Regions from separate parts of the Homo sapiens genome. Here region 2 is linked to region 1. Evidence: read pairs that join two places in POLR2A ChIA-PET (ENCODE). Cell type or tissue: Panc1. All regions are shown on one strand. Links, peaks and the distances in the headings refer to the core of each region. The heading gives the core; the rest is flanking DNA. Region 1 has its middle 19 kb from the start of ST6GALNAC2. Region 2 has its middle 15 kb from the start of ST6GALNAC1.

What was found. ChIA-PET counts read pairs that join two places held together with the same protein. Peaks named below come from ENCODE experiments on the same cell type or tissue, not always from the same donor. Only the 100,000 strongest peaks of a DNase experiment are listed, where the experiment ranks them.
Region 2: POLR2A ChIA-PET joins it to region 1 with 14 read pairs; 8 of 35 experiments call an interaction of 5 or more read pairs at or near these places.

Annotation. Positions count from the first base shown.
Region 1 is chr17:76,599,806-76,610,029 of GRCh38, forward strand. No RefSeq gene overlaps it. Among named protein-coding and RNA genes, the nearest start is that of ST6GALNAC2, 19 kb to the left of the region's middle. RefSeq lists a silencer at 1,282-1,576 and enhancers at 1,427-2,626, 1,953-2,500, 2,501-3,047, 6,186-6,706. In Panc1, for the core only: no CTCF peak of the experiment used is centred there; no DNase peak of the experiment used is centred there.
Region 2 is chr17:76,653,828-76,664,051 of GRCh38, forward strand. It overlaps the pseudogene RNU6-227P. Among named protein-coding and RNA genes, the nearest start is that of ST6GALNAC1, 15 kb to the left of the region's middle. In Panc1, for the core only: no CTCF peak of the experiment used is centred there; no DNase peak of the experiment used is centred there; H3K27ac peaks cover 2,429 bases.

The sequences.
Region 1 (10,224 bases), core at 1,450-9,449:
AAAAAAAAAAAAAAAAGGAAGTGTTGCAAGCTTCCAAGGGCAAACGCATTTCCGTAGAAGGGAAAGAGAATTAACCTAACATTGGACTCTCTCTTGTTTCTAACATGAGAAGCTGGAGAACAATTTGGCAAGAGGACAAGTTTCTTGTGAGACGCGTGGGTATATTTATACATTCACAAATGCCCCCAGCCAGAAGTGATGTGTGTCTCCACGCCCAGCTAAGCACTGTGATGAATGATTCTGCTCTGGTTGTCTAAATGGTGTCTGCCTAAGTGAGAAACCTACCTATTCCCTTGGCCCAAACCCCTTTCTTGCCAAGCCTCTCTTCTGTACCCAAATTGTATCGCCTGACATGGTCCTGATTTCACTAGCCCCTGACTCTGAGACAATGATACTCATTGCTGTTTTCTAATACCCCCGAAGCAACGAGCAAGGTTAGACGAGTCCGATGAATCTGTAAGAGAGGAATTCTCCACCCATGCCTGGGGTTGGCTGTGTCAAGAGTTTGTCTTTCATCTCCTCCTACGCTCAGGAGTGCTGTGTCTGTGCAAAATGGCAGGGCGTGCAGACCCTGTTTCTTCCTGCCCTCGCGCTCAGCTAAGGGTAGACACCATATCGTGCATCACCTTGGGTGTGCTATTTGCCTTGAGTTTTTTTTTAGGTGGGGCTGGGGGGACAGGGTCTTACTCTGTCACCCAGCTTGGAGTACAGTGGCGCCGTGATCATGGCTCACTGCAGTCTTGAACTCCTGGGCTCAAGCTATCCTTCCACCTCAGCCTCCTGAGTAGCTAGGACTATAGATGCGCACCACCACACCTGGCTAATTTTTGTACTTTTAGTAGAGATGGGGTTTTGCCATGTTGCCCAGACTGGTCTTGAACTCCTGAGCTCAAGGAATCCGTTTGCCTTGGCCTCCCAAAATACTAGGATACAGGCATAAGCCACCACACCCAACCTGCCTTGAGATTCTGAGGAAGCTGGTGTGTGCGTGAGTGTGTGTGTGTGAGTGTGTGTGTGTGTTTGTGTATGTGAAGGGGGTCGGGGTCAGGCCTCTAGTTCCCTGTTCCCCAGTGCCAACACAGAACTATTCTTTGTGCCCACCCAGTATGTGATAATCCAGAAAATGCCACATTTTTGTATAAACCGATTTGCAAACAATTTTGTAGATAAGTATAAATCCTCAAGCTTGGTACAGTGTACTTTTCTCCTTCTGTGAACACAATGTTTGACTTTAAGCTTTCCTTTAAATACCAGTCAAAGCAGGGAATAGTGACTTATGCCTGTAATCCCAGTACTTTGGGAGGCCGAGGTGGGCCGATCGCTTGAGCCCAAGAGTTCGAGACAAGCCTAGGCGACATCGTGAGACCCTGTCTCTACCAAAAAGAGAGAAAAAAAGTTAACTGGGTGTGGTGGCACATATGCAGGAAGCTAAGGTGGGAGGATCGTTTGAGCCTGGGAGTTCAAGGCTGCAGAGAGCTGCAATAGCGCCACTGCACTCCAGCCTGGGTGATGGGGTGAGACCCTCTCTCAAAAATAAATACATACAGTCAACAGGACATGTGAGGACTGCCATGGAGACCAGCATGAATGCAACACTATCCTCTGAGTACACTTTAGACTTTCCATTACTATCACCAGAAAGGGGTCCCAATCCAGACCCCAAGAGAGGGTTCTGGGATCTCATGCAATAAAGAATTTAGGGTGAGTCCAGAGTAAAGTGAAAGCAAGTTTGTTAGAGAAGTAAAGAAACAAAAGAATAGCTATTCCATAGGCAGAGCAGCCCCAAGAGCTGCTGGGTGGCTATTTTTTTTATTTATTTTTATTTTTAGTAGAGATGGGGTTTCATGGTGTTAGCCTGGATGGTCTCAATCTCCTGACCTTGTGATCCACCCGCCTCCGCCTCCCAGTGGGTGGCTATTTTTATGGTTATCTCTTGATCATATGCTAAACGAGGAGTGGATTATTATGTTTTCCAGGAAACGGGTGGGGATTTTTTGGAAATGAGGTTTCCTCCCCCTTTTAGACCATATAAGGTAACTTCTGAACGTTGCCATGGCATTTCTAAGCTTTCATGGTGCCGGTGGGAGTGACTTTAGCATGCTAATGCATTATAATTAGCATATAATGGGCAGTGAGGACTATTAGAGGTTACATTTGTTGCCATCTTGGTTTTGGCTGGCTTCTTTACTGCATCCTGTTTTATCAGCAGGGTCTTTGTGACCTGTATCTTGCGAGCTCCTATCTCACCCTATGACTAAGAATGTCTAACCCCCTAGGAATGCAGTACAGCAGGTCTCAACCTCATTTTACCCAGTCCCTATTCAAGATGGAGTCACTCTGGTTGAAGTGCCTGTAACATTACTAACACAAATATCTGTCCTGCTTCTGAATCTCTCTTGATCTCTCCAATGCACCCTCGACCCAGGAGCAACTTTTGGACCCTTTGCCTACTCCTCACTGCAAAAAAGAACAAGATCAAAAACTGCTGATCCTAGGCTGGGCATGGTGGCTCACACCTGTAATCCCAGCATTTTGGGAGGCCAAGGCAGGCGGACCGCCTGAGGTCGAGAGTTTGAGACCAGCCTGGCCAACATGGCGAAATCCCGTCTCTACTAAAAATACAAAAATTAGCCAGGTGTGGTGGCAGGCACCTGTAATCCCAGCTACTCGGGAGGCTGAGGCAGGAGAATCACTTGTACCTGGGAGGCAGAGGTTGCAGTGAGCCCAGATCGTGCCATTACATTCCAGCCTTGGCGAGAGAACAAGACTTTGTCTCAAAAAAAAAACAAAAAACCCAAAAAAACTGCTGACCCAGAAGCAGAGAATTGCGAGACGTGTTAGATCTGTACTTTAACCTTTTAAATCCTCTAAAACAGCTGAATTAGTTGTCTAAGTCCCAGGCATGTGAGAAAAGAGGAAAAATAATGTTAAATCCGTGAGTAACTGTGTGAGCCCTTGCACCAGTGACTCTGAAAGGCGGAAGAGAAAGAGAGACTGGGGTTGTTGAAAGATAAATTATGCTGCAACGTTTAATGGATAAGCCATGGTTTACCCACCGGTAAAACACTCAATTCCTGGCCCAGGCTTTGAATCATTGCAAGGGCACTCCTTGGGAAGAGGACATAGTTGGAGGCTGTTAGTCTGTTTTTACATTGCTATAAATACCTGACAGTGGATAATTTATAAAGAAAAGAGGTTTAATTGGCTCATTGTTCTGCAGGCTGTACAGGAAGCATGGTGCCCACATCTGCTTGGCTTCTGGTGAGGCCTCAGGGAGCTCTTATTCATGGCGGAAGGTGAAGTGGGAGCAGGCATGTCACTTGGAGAGAGAGCAATAGAGAGAAGGGAGAGGTCCCAGACTCTTAAACAACCAGACCTTGCATGAACTAACTGAGCAAAACTCACTTATCACCAAGGGGATGTTGCTGAGCCATTCATGAAGGATCTACCCCATGATCGAATCACCCCCCATCAGGCCCCACATCTAACATTAGGAATCATGTTTCAACATGAGGTTTGGAGGGGACACACATCCAAACCATATCAGAGGCCGTAGAGTTTGGAAGCCTGAACTTGCACTTGGGGTTTTTGGTCTAAGCTGGAAGGAGTCAAGAAAAAGGATGGGGCTGGGCGCGGTGACTCACACCTGTAATCCCAGCACTTTGGGAGGCTGAGGTGGGCAGATCACTTGAGGTCAGGAGTTCAAGACCAGCCTGGTTAAGATGGTGGAACTCCGTCTCTACTAAAAATACAAAAATTAGCCAGGCGTGGTGGTGCACACCTGTGATCCCAGCTACTCAGGAGGCTGAGGCAGGAGAATTGCTTGAACACAGGAGGCAGAGGTTGCAGCGAGCCAAGATCACACTATTGCACTCCAGCCTGGGTGGCAAGAGCAAGACTCCATCTCAAAAAAAAAAAAAAAAAAAAAGAGAGACAGAGATGGGAACTATGATTTTTTAAATAATTTTTTTTTTACTTTTTTTTTTTTTTTGAGACGGAGTCTCTGCTCACTACAACCTTTGCTTCCCAGGCTCAAGAAATTCTCCCGCCTCAGCCTCCTGAGTAGCTTGGATTACATGTGCCCGCCACCATGCCCAGCTAATTTTTGTATTTTTAGTAGAGACGGGGTTTCACCATGTTGGCCAGGCTGGTCTCGAACTCCTGACCTCAAATGATCCTTCTGCCTTGGCATCCCAAAGTGCTGGGATTACATGTGTGAGCCACTGTGCCCCACCTAATTTTTTTTTTTTTTAAATAATAGAGAAGGGGTTTTGCCATATTGCCCAGGCTGGTCTCAAGCAATCCTCCCACCTCAGCCTCCCAAAATGTTGGGATTACAGGTGTGAGCCTCCATACCTGGCCAGAGTGGGAGCTATGTTTTTTTTTTTTTTTTTTTTTTTTTGAAATGGAGTCTCACTATATCACCCAGGCTGGAGTATGTAGTGGCACTATCTCGGTTCACTGCAATCTCTGCCTCCCAGGTTCAAGTGATTCTCTTGCCTCAGCCTCCCAAGTAGCTGGGATTATAGGTGCCTGCCACCAAGCTCGGCTAATTCTTTGTATTTTTAGAAGAGACAGGTTTCGTTATGTTGGCCAGGCTGGTCTCAAACTCCTAACCTCAGGTGATCTGCCCCCTTCTGTCTCCCAAAGTGCTGGGATTCCAGGCGTGAGCCACCGCATCTGGCCAGAGTGGGAGCTATACTTTATGGCAGCCTCTTTTATTGAACAGATTATATGTTCCTGTCCACATTTTATTTCAAATTTATAAGAGAACTAGGCTTCTAAGAAAGTCAGTTCTAAATGTATTTCTGGTAGAGTTTTCATAGCAAGAAAGAGAGACTAGATGGCCAGGCGTGGTGGCTCACACCTGTAGTCCCAGCACTTTGGGAGGCTGAGGCAGGCAGATCATGAGGTCAGGAGACCAAGACCATCCTGGCTAACACGGTGAAACCCCGTCTCTACTAAAAACACAAAAAATTAGTTGGGCGTGGTGGGGGGGCGCCTGTAGTCCCAGCTACTTGGGAGGCTGAGGCAGGAGAATGGCATGAACCCGGGAGGCAGAGCTTGCAGTGAGCCAAGATTGTGCCACTGCACTCCAGCCTAGGGACAGAGCGAGACTCTGTCTCAAAAAAAAAAAAAAAAAAAAAAGAGAGACTAGATAATACCATGTGACCATATATAAGAAAGGGATGTCTGTTTCGGCTGTTTCAGGGTTGGGCTTATTCCCAGAATTAGAGGCAACTGTGTGAGTTAAAACCACCTAGAAAGGCCTTCGTATTAGGTGTCCTCTCCCAGAAGTAGAGCCTGAGCCAGGAATTTGGGGCATGTGGTTTACTGAGGGAGGGCTCATCAGGAAGCATCTATAAGGGAGAGAAGAAAAGGATAATCGAGTGAAGTCTCAGGTAAAGGCTTGGCTTGACCTGCCAAGATCTCAAGCATAGATCCCAACACAGAATTGTCCTGTCCCCTTTTGTACCCCTTAAGTGAGACATCAACTCCCCAGGAGTGGGGATGGGGTGGAATGTCCCAAGCACGTCAGGGTGACAGGCTCTCCAGGAGCCTCCAGAGAAGGTCACAGGTGTCAGCCATTAGCCTGGGTAGTGTTTTGCTGGCTGATAAAGGGCATTTGGGTGGGTCCCTGGCAATAGTCTGTTATTCACATAAGCCAGAGTTCTGCTTTTGAGAGTGTATCAGGAAATTATGGAACTATGGTATTAGAAATGCTAACTACAGAGATGTCATCTTTTTTTGAGGCTGAAGACAATGATCCGTCTCAGAAGCAGGTGACTTATTCCCCCTTCCCCCAATCTTGTGTGTTTCTTTGGACAGTGTCCTAGATGGTAGCATTAATTGCACCTCTGTTATGCCACCAGCTCTATCTTGGTAAGCTTCTGAAGCACAAGTTAATTAAATGAGTGTAGCTGATGAATGCTAAATGATAATGTGTTGGTTTTTTTTCTTCCTGCCTGACATGTAAGATAACCTGTTAGACGTGTGTAGTGATGTGTGATGGGGTGGGAGGATTCCATTTTTTGCATCTTTATTACAGTGGGTCTTAGGTACTAAAGCATTTTAAAAGATTCTCCTTATTTCCCAAGAAGACAGATAAGATGTTGGCTGCATTTTTAGGTTGTGTAATTCAGGTGATTGTTTGGTATATTCACGTTGTGAAACTATAACTTTCATGCACGTCCGTGTGAAGAGACCACCAAACAGGCTTTGGGTGAGCAACATGGCTGTTTATTTCACCTGGGTGCAGGTGGGCTGAGTCCGAAAAGAGAGTCAGCGAAGGGAGATAAGGGTGGGGCCATTTTATAGGATTTGGGTGGATAAAGGAAAATTACAGTCAAAGGGGGTTTGTTCTCTGGTGGGCAGAGTGGGGGTCACAAGGTGCTCAGCAGGGGAGCTTTTGAGCCAGAATGAGCCAGGAGAAGGAATTTCACAAGACAATGTCATCAGTTAAGGCGGGAGCAGGCCATTTTCACTTCTTTTGTGGTGGAATGTCATCAGTTGAGGCAGGAACCGGCCATCTGGATGTGTACGTGCAGGTCACAGGGGATATGATGGCTTAGCTTCGGCTCAGAGGCCTGACATTCCTGTCTTCTTATATTAATAAGAAAAATAAAATGAAATAGTGGTAAAGTGTTGGGACGGTGAAAATTTTTGGGGGTGGTGTGGAGAGATAATGGGTGATGTTTCTCAGGGCTGCTTCGAGCGGGATTAGGGGCGGCGTGGGAACCTAGAGTGGGAGAGATTAAGCTGAAGGAAGATTTTGTGGTAAGGGGTGATACTGTGGGACTATTAGAAGAAACATTTGTCATTTAGAATTATTGGTGATGGCCTGGATACGGTTTTGTATGAATTGAAAAACTAAACGGAATAAGAGAAGGAGAAAAACAGGTATTAAAGGTCTAAGAATTGGGAGGACCTAGGACATCTAATTAGAGTACCTAAGGAGATTCAGCATAGCCTTGCCAGCAAAGATTATTTATTTACTTCAAGAGTTAAGAGTGGCAGTTTGGGGATAGCACCAGGAGATATCAGCTGTGATGGCTTGGAGAAATAGTGTAAACCAGCAGTGTAAACAAGAGCAGGGAATGCATGAGTAGTTGAGAATGGTGAATAGGAGTATGACTAGACAGAAGATAGTAGGGATGACAAGTTTTTTGGGGCACAGTCTAAGTTGGTCTGGTGTCTGGAATGAGACTGGGACCAAATAAAAAGGAACGTCTATACAGGAGCTCAAATGGGCTGTACCTTGTAGCATTCTGAGGACAGGTCTGACTTCTGAGAAGGGAAAGTGGTAAAAGTATTGTCCAGTCCTTTTTAAGTTGGTGGCTGAGCTTGGTGAAGTGTTTTTAAAAGACCTTTAGTCCGTTCTACTTTTCCTGAAGACGGAGGACCGTAAGGGATATAAAGGTTTCACTGAATACTAAGAGCCTGAGAAACTGCTTGGCTGATTTGACTAATAAGGGCTGGTCTGTTATCAGACTGTATAGAGGTGGGAAGGCTAAACTGAGGAATTATGTCTGACAGAAGGGAAGAAATGACTGTGTGGCCTTCTCAGACCCTGTAGGAAAGGCCTCTACCTATCCAGTGAAAGTGTCTACCTAGACTAAGAGGTATTTTAGTTTTTGTGACTCGGTGCATGTTGAGTAAAGCTAACTTGCCAGTCCTGGGCGGGGGCAAATCCTTGAGCTTGATGTGTAGGGAAGGGAGGGGGCCTGAAGAATCCTTGAGGAGTAGCAGAATAGCAGATGGAACACTGAGAAGTTATTTCCTTGAGGATAGATTTCCACAATGGAAAGGAAATGAGGTTCTAAGAGGCGGGCTAGTGGCTTGTACTATAGCATAGCCTGCTTTTGCTGCTGTGTGGTGATTAGGCCTGCTGGAACTGCCATCAATAAATCAAGCGTGATCAGGGTGAGAAACAGGAAAGAAGGAAATGTGGGGAAATGGGAAGAACATCAGGTGGATCAGAGAGATACAGTCATGGGGGTCAGGTGTGGTATCAGGAATAATGTGGGAGGCCAGATTGAGGTCCGGGCCAGGAACAATGGTAATTGTGGGACTTAACAAAGAGTGAGTACAGCTGAAGGAGCCAGGGAGCAGAAAGTATATGCATCAGGTATGAGGAAGAAAATAATTTTGGAAGTTATGAGAAATGTAGAGAGTGAGTTGAGCATAGTTTGTTATTTTTAGGGCCTCTAAAAGTATTAAAGCAGCGGCAGCCGCTGCACGCAGACTTGAGGGCTAGGCTAAAACAGTAAGGTCAAGTTGTTTGGACAGAAAGGCTACAAGGTGCGGTCCTGGCTCTTGTGTAAGAATTCTGACCTCACTAACCATGCCTAGGAAGGAAAGGAGTTGTTGTTTTGTAAGGGATTGAGGTTTGGGAGATTAATCAGACATGATCAGCAGGGAGAGCACGTGTGTTTTTATGAGAATTATGCTGAGACAGGTAACAGATGAGGATGAAATTTGGGCTTGACTGAAGTAATGGGGGCTGTCTGTGAAGCCTTGCAGCAGTACAGCCCGGGTAATTTGCTGAGCCTAATGGATGTCAGGGTCAGTCCAAGTGAAAGCAAAGAGAGGCTGGGATGACGGGTGCAAAGGAATTGTAAAGAAAGCATGTTTGAGATCCAGAACAGAATAATGGATTGTGGAGGGAGGTATTGAGGATAGGAGAGTATATGGTTTGGTACCATGGGGTGGATAGGCAAAACAATTTGGTTGATAAGGCATAGATCCTGAACTAACTTGTAAGGCTTGTCTGGTTTTAGGATAGGTAAAATGGGGGAATTGTAAGGAGAGTTTATAGGCTTTAAAAGGCCATGCTGTAGCAGGCATGTGATAACAGGCTTTACTCCTTTCAAAGCATGCTGTGGGATGGGATATTGGCATTGAGTGGGGTAAGGGTGATTATGTTTTAATGAGATGGTAAGGGGTGCATGATTGGTCGCCAAGGAGGGAGTAGAGGTATCTTATACTTGTGGGTTAAGGTGGGGGGGAATACAAAAGAGGAGGACGCAAAGGAGGCTTTGGATTGGGAAGAAGGGCAGCAATGAGATGCGGCTGTGGTCCAGGAATAGTCAGGGAAGCAGATAATTTGGTTAAAATATCTCGGCCTAATAAGGGAACTGGGCAGGTGGGGATAACTAAAAAGGAGTGCTTAAAAGAGTATTGTCTAAGTTGGCACCAGAGTTGGGGAGTTTTAAGGGGTTTAGAAGCCTGGCTGTCAATACCCACAACAGTTATGGAGGCAAGGGAAACAGGCCCTTGAAAAGAAGGTAATGTGGAGTGGGTAGCCTCCGTATTGATTAAGAAGGGGACGGACTTACCTTCCACTGTGAGGGTTACCTAAAGCTCGGCATCCGTGATGGTCTACGGGGCTTCCGAGGCTATCGGGCAATGTCAGTCTTTAGCTGCTAAGCAGAGAAGGAGTCAGTCAGAGAGCCTTGGGCCAGAGTTCCAGGGGCTCTGGGAGTGGCTGCCAGGTGAGTTGAACAGTCCGATTTCCAGTGGGGTCCCGCACAGATGGGACACGGCTTGGGAGGAATCCTGGGCTGCAGGCATTCCTCGGCCTGGTGGTCAGATTTCGGGCACTTGTAGCAAGCTCCTGGGGGAGGAGGTTCCGGAGGAATGCCTGGCCGCTGAGGTTCAGGCGTTTGGAAGTTCTTGTGTGCTGGAGATGTGGCTGGGGTTTGTCTCACAGTGGAGGCAAGGAATTGCAACTTTTTTCTATTATTGTACACCTTGAAGGCGAGGTTAATTAAATCCTGTTGTGGAGTTTGAGGGCCGGAATTTAATTTTTGGAGTTTTATTTAATATCGGGAGCAGATTGGGTAATAAAATGTATATTGAGCATAAGACGGCCTTTTGACCTTTTAGGGTCTAGGGCTGTAAAGCGTCTCAGGGTTGCTGCCAAACGAGCCATGAACTGGGCTGGGTTTTTATATTTGATGAAAAAGAGCCTAAACGCTATCTGATTTGGGATAAAGAAAAAGGAGCATTAACCTTGACTATGCCTTTAGCTCCAGCCACCTTTTTAAGAGTAAATTGCTGGGCAGGTGGGGGAGGGCCAGTCACGGAACGAAACTGTAAGCTGGACCGGGTGTGAGGAGGGGAGGTGATAAAAGGATTATAGGGTGGAGGAGCGGAGGCTGAGGAAGAATTGGGACCTAGCTCGGCCTGGCGAGGAGGGGAGAGGTCAGATGGGTCTGTAGA
Region 2 (10,224 bases), core at 1,247-9,246, 54 kb after region 1:
GCTACCACGCATAGCCGCAAAATATTCTTTAGAACTGTGACAAATATTGCACTGATTTGGGAGTACCTCCAGAATCAGGAACTGGACAATCAATACAAGTGGGAAAATGTGGCCGGTCATGGTAGCTCACGCCTGTAATTCCAGCACTTTGGGAGGCCGAGGTGGGCAGATCACCTGAGGTCAGGAGTTCAAGACCAGCCTGGCCAACATGGTGAAACCCCATCTCTACTAAAAATACAAAATTAGCTGGACGTGGTGGCGCAGGCCTGTAATCCCATCTACTTGGGAGGCTGAGGCAGGAGAATTGCTTAAACCCAGGAGGCGGAGGTTGCGGTGAGCCGAGATTGCGCCATTGCACTCCAGCCTGGGCAACAAGAGCAAAACTCTGTCTCAAAAAAAAAAAAAAAAAGTAGCCGGGCATGGTAGCAGGCACCTGTAATCTCAGCAACTTGGGAGGCTGAGGCAGGAGAATTGCTTGAAACCGGGTGGCAGAGGTTGCAGTGAGCTGAGATCGTGCCATCGCACTCCAGCCTGGGCAACAGAGCGAGACTCTGTCTCAAAAAAAAAAAAAAAAGAGTAGGGAAATGTGTTTTGTTATGCAAAAATCAATTGTATTTCTGCTCTCTGAAAGTAGGAATTGACAAGCTAATTAATTAGTCCTTTTTGTTACCAAGCACCTCTGCTGCTCAAATTCTTCCTGTATCTTGAGTCACTGCTTGCCTCTGAAGAACCCACAAATCTAGATAGCATCCAGACACTGTCATCTTTGATTTTGAAGACACAGGGCAAGTGATGTGGAGAAGCCTTTCTCTGGGGCCTGAACAGTGTGAGTCAGAAATGCCAGTGTTGAAGGCTCTAGATTGTGCTGCATTATCACTGTTCACCAGATCCAAGCAACATAAATGCCTGTTGTTCTTTTTTTATTTTTTATTTTTTTGAGACGGAGTCTTGCTCTTTCATCCAGGCTGGAGTGCAGTGGCGCGATCTCGGCTCACTGTAAGCTCCGCCTCTCGGGTTCACGCCATCCTCCTGCCTCAGCCTCCCGAGTAGCTGGGACTACAGGCATCCGCCACCACACCCAGCTAATTTTTTGTATTTTTAGTAGAGACGGGGTTTCACCGTGTTAGCCAGGATGGTCTCGATCTCCTGACCTCGTGACCTGCCCGCCTCGGCCTCCCAAAGTGCTGGGATTACAGGCGTGAGCCGCCGCGCCCGGCCCAACAGCTGTTCTTTCAGGCAGCTGAAAAAATCAGATAGGCCCTAATAGACTTGTTTGACAACATTTCTTTGGTCTCTGAATACAACTGCCATATTTCTTGTTCTCCTAAGGCTCTAATAATGACCAAAGAACCCTAGTTCATTTTCTTTTTTTTTTTTTTGAGACGGAGTCTTGCTCTGTCACCCAGGCTGGAGTGCAGTGGCATGATCTCAGCTCACTGCAACCTCCACCTCCTGGGTTCAAGCGATTCTTCTGCCTCAGCCTCCCAAGGAGCTGGGACTACAGGCACATGCCACTATGCCTGACTAATTTTTGTATTTTTGGTAGAGACGGGGTTTCACTATATTAGCAAGGCTGGTCTTGAACTCCTGACCTCAGGTGATCCGCCCACCTCAGCTTCCCAAAGTGCTGGGATTACAGGCATGAGCCACGACGCCTGGCCTCATTTTCTTTTTTTTGAGACAGAAGTCTCGCTCTGTTGCCCAGGCTGGAGTGCAGTGGTGCCATCTTGGCTCACTGCAACCTCTGCCTCTTGAGTTCAAGCAATTCTCATGTCTTAGCCTCCCAAATACCTGGGATTACAGGCATGCACCACCACGCCCAGCCAATTTTTGTATTTTTAGTAGAGAAGAGGTTTCACCATATTGGCCAGGCTGGTCTCGAACTCCTGACCTCAGGTGATCCACCCAGCTTGGCCTCCCAAAGAGCTGGGATTACAGGCATGAGCCACCATGCCCGGGCCCTAGTTCATTCTCTAAGATTATAGCCAACCATTTCCTGGGACATGGGAAGTCCTTCCACCTTCCCATGTACTCTCCTTTTGGAGGAATGAGTTTGATAGCAAGGGAGGCCTACACCACAGCCCAGTATTGTGGTAACAGGTGCAATCTAAAAGAAATGTGACACAAACTCAAAGGTTTTGCCTGTGAATTAATTCAGTTCACATTTCCTAAGAGTTTACTATATACTGACTCCTGGGGTAAGTACTGTAAACTGTCGTGTCAATGAGTGACAGAAAACACACGGGGCCAATAGAGAGACACAGAGGAGGGGCACTTGGCCAGCTCAAGTACTGGAAGGTTCCCTATCCAGTGTTCCCTACCTGACCAGTGAGGCTCACGGAGTAACACAGGGCATCAGCACACAAAAGGCAGAGGATGAGATTCTAGCAGGAAAACGCTACCCTGGCCACCAGTCCCCAGAAAGGAAGGGTTGAAAATTAATGGCCACATTGCACTTAGTCAGGCTGCAATATTAATAACCTGTGCTGTGCCTGCTTCAGCAGCAGATATACTAAAATTGGAACGATACAGAGAAAATTAGCATGACCCCTGTGCAAGGATGACACGCAAATTTGTGAAGTGCTCCATATATAAAGGTAGTAACAATACTAGCTGTTGTGCTGAAGGCGCCTTTGTGGAGAAGTTTTCTGGAGTAGCAGGAGACTTATTTTTAATGATTATTTCTCCAGCACCAGGCTCTATTGGTGCCGTGGACATAGTGATGAGCAAAATATAGCAGTCCTGCCTTCATTGAGGTAAGCTCCTAGAACAGAGACAGTGGAGAATCAATTAAACAGATAATAATCCATGCTATGAAGAAAAATGTGGCAGGGCGCCAAGGCTCACGCCTGTAATCCCAGGACTTTGGGAGGCCGAGGCAGGAAGATCGCTTGAGTCCAGGAGTTTGAGACTAGCCTGGCCAACACAGTAAGACCCTATCTGTACATAAAATTTTAAAAATTGGTTGGGTGTGGTGGCTCGTGCCTGTGGTCCCAGTTGCTGGGGAGGCTGAGGCAGGAGGATTGCTTGAGCTGAGGAGTTGGAGGCTGCAGTGAGCTATAATTGAACCATTGCACTCCAGCCTGGGCGAGAGAGTGGGACTCTGTCTAAATAAATAAATAAACAAATAAAAATGAAGCATAGAGTAAGAGCTGTGGTCAGGGAAGGCCTCTCTGAGGAAGTGACCAGGTAAAAGGAGGAAGTAAGCCATGAGAAATTTATAAAGGCTGGGAAATGTATAAAGAAAAGAGGTTTAATTTGCTCATGGTTCTGCAGACCGTACAGGACCACCATGACTCAGGTGGCTTACAGTCATGGCGTAAGGCAAAGGGGAACAGGCGCATCACATGCAGAAAGCAGGAGTGAGAGAAGGGGGAGGTCCCAGACTCTTAAACAACCAGATTTCTTTTCTCTTTTTTTTTTGAAACGGAGTCTCACTCTATCGCCCAGGCTGGAGTGCAGTGGCGCGATCTCGGCTCACAGCAACCTCCACCTCCTGGGTTCAAGTGATTCTTCTGCCTCAGCCTCCCGAGCAGCTGTGACTATAGGTGCCTGCCACCATGCCTGGCTAATTTTTGTATTTTTAGTAGAGACAGGGTTTCGCCATGTTGCCCAGGCTGGCCTCGAACTCCTGACCTCAGGTGATCTGCCCACCTCGGCCTCCCAAAGTGCTGTGATTACAGGCGTGAGCCACTGTGCCTGGCCAAAACATGTGTTTTGAGGCCCCTAGTTTGCTATTGTCCTGGACATACTAGCGTTCTTACTGATTTTAAAAGGGGTATAAATGATTTGGTGTGTCTTGATAGGTCTCATTCTATTTTGCTTCAAAGGCCACAAGCTATAATTATCATTGATTTTTGTTCTGTTGAAAATGTCTTTGTCAATATTCCCGGAGATATACAGCTTGTGAAAATCGTCCAAGATGAAAAGAATGTCTGCCCCCTTGATATTTGCTTAGGGAGTGAGGATAATGATCTCTTTGCAACTGATATTCTGCTTCAGAATATCATTTCTACCCAAATCAGACCAAAAAATCATTTGTTTTTTTCTTCAGGCTTTCCATCTGGGCTCTTTGTACCCACCTCTTTTTCTATGAGACGATTTGCCAGTAGAATACTCCATTTCAACAAACAGGTCTATGGAAAGAAGCAAACTAATTACATGCAGCTTCTTTTATGCTTGTGGCCCAGATTTAAGAGTTCCAGACCAGCCTGGGAAACAGATTTAGAAATGGAATCAAGTATTGACAGTGCTGTGATTGCTGAAGGCGGTCTACCTCTCCACCAGCACTGCCCATATGCTGGCAGGGTTCGAAAACCTTGTCTGAGTTGAGGAACAAGAAGAGGGCACCCCCAGGCCATCTCCCATGACCTTTGGAAGGTGCAGAAAAGCCTCGATGTCTCCATAGGAGGAAGCACAAAGTTGAGAGGAAGGGCAGGGCTCACACGCTGTCCAGGTGGCCTCTGAAGCAAATAATAGGGCCCTCCCTCTGGAGATTGGAAAGTGGATTTCCTGGTGGGGCCAGGGAAGACTAGGCTGGGTTTTCTGAGCAGGGCTTCGTTAAAGAGGGGACACCATCTATGCAGAGTCTACCCTATCCTCAGAGGTCAGCAGCAATAGATGGAACCAAGTCCAGCTGGATCTGGGGCCTCCTCACCTTGGACCTATAGTCAGCTACATTAAGACACCTCTGCTGTCTTCTTCCGTGTCCTGACCACTTCCATTTCCTGCTCTCCACACGAGGGCAGCTAGGAAGCGAGGCCTTGTAAAGAGAGGAGGCAGCAGGTATCACAGAACTAGACCAGGCCCACTCCCCAATCTCCTCATTCTCCCAGCAAGCAGTGTGAGTGCCCAGCTTGTGCTGGGAAGAGGAGGTGAAGCACTGTGAACCAGATATGCGAGTGGGGCTTGAAACAGGGCTGGCCTGAGCTTTACCAGGCTAAAGTGATGAATCTGCCCAAGATATTGCTAAGGGACTGAAGGGAGTTGGCATAGAGTGGAAGCAGTGATTAGAAAATAGAAAATGGGCTGGGCACCATGGCTCATGCCTGGAATCCCAGCACTTTGAGAGGCCAAGGAAGGCAGATCGCTTGAGCACAGGAGTTCAAGACAAGCCTGGGAAACATGGCAAAACTCCATCTCTTGTTTTTTTTTTTTTTTCTTTTTTGAGACAGCGTCTCACTCCAATGCCCAGGCTGGAGTGCAATGGTGTGATCTTGGCTCACTGCAACCTCTACCTCCTGAGTTCCAGCGATTCTCCTGCCTCAGCCTCTGGAGTAGCTGAGATTACAGGTGCCTGCCATCATGCCCGGCTAATTTTTATGTGTTTAGTAGAGATGGGATTTCACCACATTGGACAGGCTGGCCTTGAACTCCTGACCTGAAGTGATCTGCCCACCTCAGCCTCCCAAAGTGCTGGGATTACAGGGGTGAGCCCCCATGTCCGGCCAAAACCCCATCTCTACAAATACAAAAATTAGCCAGGCATGGTGGTGTGTGCCTTACTACAGGTACTCGGGAGGCTGAGGTGGGAGGATGGCTTAAGCCCAGGAGGCGGAGGTTGCAGTGAACCAAGATCACCCCACTGCACTCCAGCCTGGGCAACACAGCCAGACCTCATCTCAAAAAAAAAAAAAAAGAAAAAAGAAAAAGAAAATGGTTTCATGTTGATACCTCAATGAGGTGAGGCTTCTCAAGAAAACAACTGCACTTACACTCCTGTCTGGATACATTTCCCCCTCTCCTTTGATGTCCCCAGTCTGCCTCTTCTCTGACACTGGCAGTTCTGCCCTGAGGCCCTCTTCTCAGACAGCCCTGCAGCACTTTCTGCTACCCTTCTGTTTGGAACACTCAGAAGCCAAAGGTGCAACAACCTGTTGTTGACCTTTTCCTGCAGACTCCCCATTTCCTTGGGAGCTGTAGCCCAGGAATCCCGTAGTGGTAGGAGTCTAGCCCCAAGACTGTAGATCACTTAGGAGTTTCTTCTGTGAGAACATTCACAAAAATCAGAGGGAGGATTTTGCCAGTGAGTGCAGCCATTCCCTGCGAGTCAGTAACCCTCTGCCCTGCATCCATCCCTGCAGGAAGGACCGGCCAAGAACAATCGCCTCCATGGATGAGCAGCCACCCGCACCGCCCGGGACAGGGCAAGTCCTCTGCGGCACGGTGCATTCACCATGTAATTAGAGTCTGAGTTGTTTTGCTGAGTCACCCTATGTTTATCACATATTTTGACACTTCCTTGACAGCAAGCAGATGCCCCAAATTTTGTGTTTGCCCTGCTGGCGGTTACAGTAAATCAATAATAGTAGATAAGAAAAACAAGTAAACATCTCAAGCCCTAAAATGCAATAAAATCTGTCATTAAAAAAAACGGCTAGGAGGAAATTTGAGGGTTATCCTGCATGAGCCACACCCAGAGCCATGCAGGGAACGAAGTCTGCAGGTCCCCCGCTCTACCTTGGTGTCACCCAGGCATCTGAGAAACTCATCCACAGAGTCCAGCCCGAAGTTGCCATTCCCCAGAATGAGGAGTCTCCAGGGCTGGAGGAGAGGCAGTCCCAGGATGCTCAGCTGGTTGCAACCCCTGTCCCCACTTGCATCTCACCCCAATCAATAGCACTATCATCAGGATTCACGTCCCTTTTTTTTTTTTTTTTATTGAGACAGTGTCTTGCTCTGTCACCCAGGCTGGAGTGCAGTGGTGTGATCTCAGCTCATTGCAACCTCACCTCCCAGGTTCAAGCTATTCTCCAGCCTCAGCCTCCTGAGTGGCTGGGATTACAGGTGCCTGCCACCACGCCCAGCTAGTTTTTGTATTTTTAGTAGAGACAGGGTTTCATCATGTTGGCCAAGCTGGTCTCAAACTCCTGACTTCAGGTGATCCGCCCACCTCAGCCTCCTGAAATGCTGGGATTACAGGTGTGAATCACCTTGCCTGGCCTCAGGTCCCATTTCTTTCCCATGCAAGAAATGGTGTCGAGAATCAGGACCAGGAAATGTATATGGGTGTGGGCATCCTGTTTTGTCAGAAAGCAACGAAATTATCAAAGACAAATTTGTTCCAAGTTCACAGATCCTATTAAATAACTGGCCTGTACTCTTAGGAAATGTCAAGGTCACAAAAGACAAAGAGACTGAGGAGCTATTCCACATTAAGTGACACTATAGAGACAGAGGTAAATGCAGTGTTTAATCATGGATTAGATCCTGGAACAGACTTTTTTTTTTTTTTACATTAAAAACATTGTCGGTCAACTGGCAAAGTATGAATACACTCATAGATTAAATAATAGAATTGTATGAATATAAGTTTCCTAATATTGATCATTGCTCGCGATTATTTAACAGTATGTTCTGTTCTTTACTACAATATTTACAGGAAAAGGACACTGTGATTCATTCTCAAGTGGCTAAAACGATATATATATGTATGCCTATATATGAGAGAGAAAAATAATTAAACAAATGTGGTAAAATGCTAACTACTGGGGAATCCGGGTGAAGGGCAGATGGGAGTCTGTTGTACTAGCCTTGCAACTTTTCTGTAAGTCTTATTTCAAACTAAAGAAAAATTACCAAAGGAGGCTGAGCGTGGTGGCTTACGCCTGTAATCCCAGCACTTGGGAGGCTGAGGCAGGCGGATCACCTGAGGTCAGGAGTTCGAGACCAGCCTAGCCAACATGGTGAAACCCCATCTCTACTAAAAATACAAAAATTAGCTGGGTGTGGTGGTACATGCCTGTAATCTCAGCTACTCAGGAGGCCAAGGCAGGAGAATTGCTTGAACCTGGGAGGTGAACTTTGCAGTAAGCTGAGATCGTGCCATTGCACTCCAGCCTGGGTGACAGAGTGAGACTCCAATTCAAAAAAAAAAAAAAAAATCCAAAGGAAAAAGAAGTTCCCAGGAGCCAACACAAAAGCTCCCCTTTCCATACAAACTATATTTTAGTGAAACCACATAACCAATGAGGGAAAGTTCTTTATAGAATTTATACAGTTCATTGCAAGAGGAATAATAGAATCAGAAAACCATCATTTTACGAACTCCTACGACAATGATCATAAATGAACACTAAGACCTTGAGGCAGAAGCTCAGGTTGATGGAGGGAACAGGCTGACTTCATTGGCCAATCCCAGTGTCATCAAACTTGGGGTGACAGATATAGCCCTGGGAAGAATTCTGGTCACAAATTTGAATGCATTTGCATACAGTCCAGCCTTTAGAGCTCAGCGCAGGAAGTGCATCGCATACCCCCTCAGCCAAATCCAGGTGAATATTCTGTAAGACCTGGCTTCTCTAGCAAATCAATGTCAGTTTTTAAAAAAGATGAGAAGACTTAGCTGGGCGCGGTGGCTCACGTCTGTAATCCCAGCACTTTGGGAGGCTGAGGTGGGCGGATCACCTCTGGTCAGGAGTTCGAGACCAGCCTGACCAACATGAAGAAATCCCATCTCTACTAAAAATACAAAATTAGCCGGGCATGGTGGTGCGTGCCTGTAATCCCAGCTACTCGGGAAGGCTGAGGCAGGAGAATCGCTTGAACCCGGTAGGCGGAGGTTGCGGTGAGCTGAGATCGCACCATTGCACTCCAGCCTGGGCGACAAGAGCAAAACTCCGTCTCAAAAAAAAAAAAAAAAAAAAAAAAGATGAGGAGACTGTTGTGGAATAAAAGAGACTTGGGGGCACAACTAATTGCAGTGGGTGGCTCTTGTTTGGATTCTGATTTGAACAAACCAACTAATTTCTTATTTTTTAAATTAAAAATTTTTTTTTTCAGACTGTCTCACTCTGTCACCCAGGCTGGAGTGCAGTGGTGCAGTCTCAGCTCACTGCAACCTCTGCCTCCCACGTTCAGGCGATACTTATGCCCCAGACTCCCAAGTAGCTGGGACTACAGGCACGCGCCACCATACCTGGCTAATTTTTGTATTTTTAATAGAGGCAGGGTTTTGCCATGCTGCCCAGGCTGGTCTCGAACTCCTGAGCTCAAGTGCTGGGATTACAGGTGTAAACCACTGCGCCCTAAACCAAGCAATTTCAATAATCGGATATTAAATAACATTAAGGAATTATTACATGTATTAAAGGTGACAGTGATATGGTGATTATGTTTTTTTAAAATGTTCTTATTTTAGAAACAGGGTCTCACTCTGTCACCCAGGTTGGAGTGCAATGGCTTAATCATAGCTCACTGCAGCCTCAAACTCTTGGGCTGAAACAATCCTTCCCCCTCAGCCTCCTGAATAGCTGGAACTACAGCAACGCCACAACGTCCAGCTAAATTGTTTATTTTTTGTAGAGATGAAGTCTCACTTCATTACCCAGGCTGGTCTCAAACTCCTCTGCTCAAGTGATCCTTCTGCCATAGGCGTGAGCCACCGCAATTTAGATTATCTTATTTCCTTTTTTTTTTTTTTTTTTTTGAGACAGAGTCTTACTCTGTTGCCCAGGCTGGAGTGCAATGGCGTGATCTCAGCTCACTGCAACCTCCACCTCCCGGGTTCAAGCGATTCTCCTGCCTCAGCCTCCCGAGTAGCTGAGATTACAGGCCTGTGCCACCACGCCTGGCTAATTTTTGCAGTTTTTAGTAGAGATGGGGTTGCATCATGTTGGCCAGATCTTGAACTCCTAACCTCAAGTGATTTGCGTGCCTTGGCCCCCCAAAGTGCTGGGATTACAGGCATGAGCCACTGCGCCCAGTCTAAATTCTCTTATTTCCAAACACGAATTCGTTCCCTTTTTTCCCACCAGTCAAGGCTTTAGAAAATACGGCTGTCATGTCCTTCTTGTCCTTGCCTGGTGGTCTGGTGTCTGCTTTGACCCCCACCACCCCGCCAAACCTCATCACCTGCCCTTCAACAAAAAGTAACTCAATATGTGGCCAAGACCTCCAGCTTATATAGCATGGTCAAAAAAGACCAATAAAGTTGTAGGTAAGAGATAGGACAAAAGTAAGTGGCTGTAGGCTTTTAAGGGTGGGAAACTGGGAGAACACTAAAGGAGGAAGGAAGGTTTGTAGATTCCTCTGGTGCCCTCTCTGGGCTGGTAAGTCTCGAGTGGTCTCCAGTAAAGCAGAATTTCTATGCCTGCCTTTAGGCAAAAAAGGGGAAGGGTAGAGAAAGCTTTTCCTGTGTTTGCTGCTTTTGTTTTTGTTTTTGTTTGGAGATGGAGTCTCACTCTGTCGCCCAGGCTGGAATGCAGTGGCGCCATCTCGGCTCAC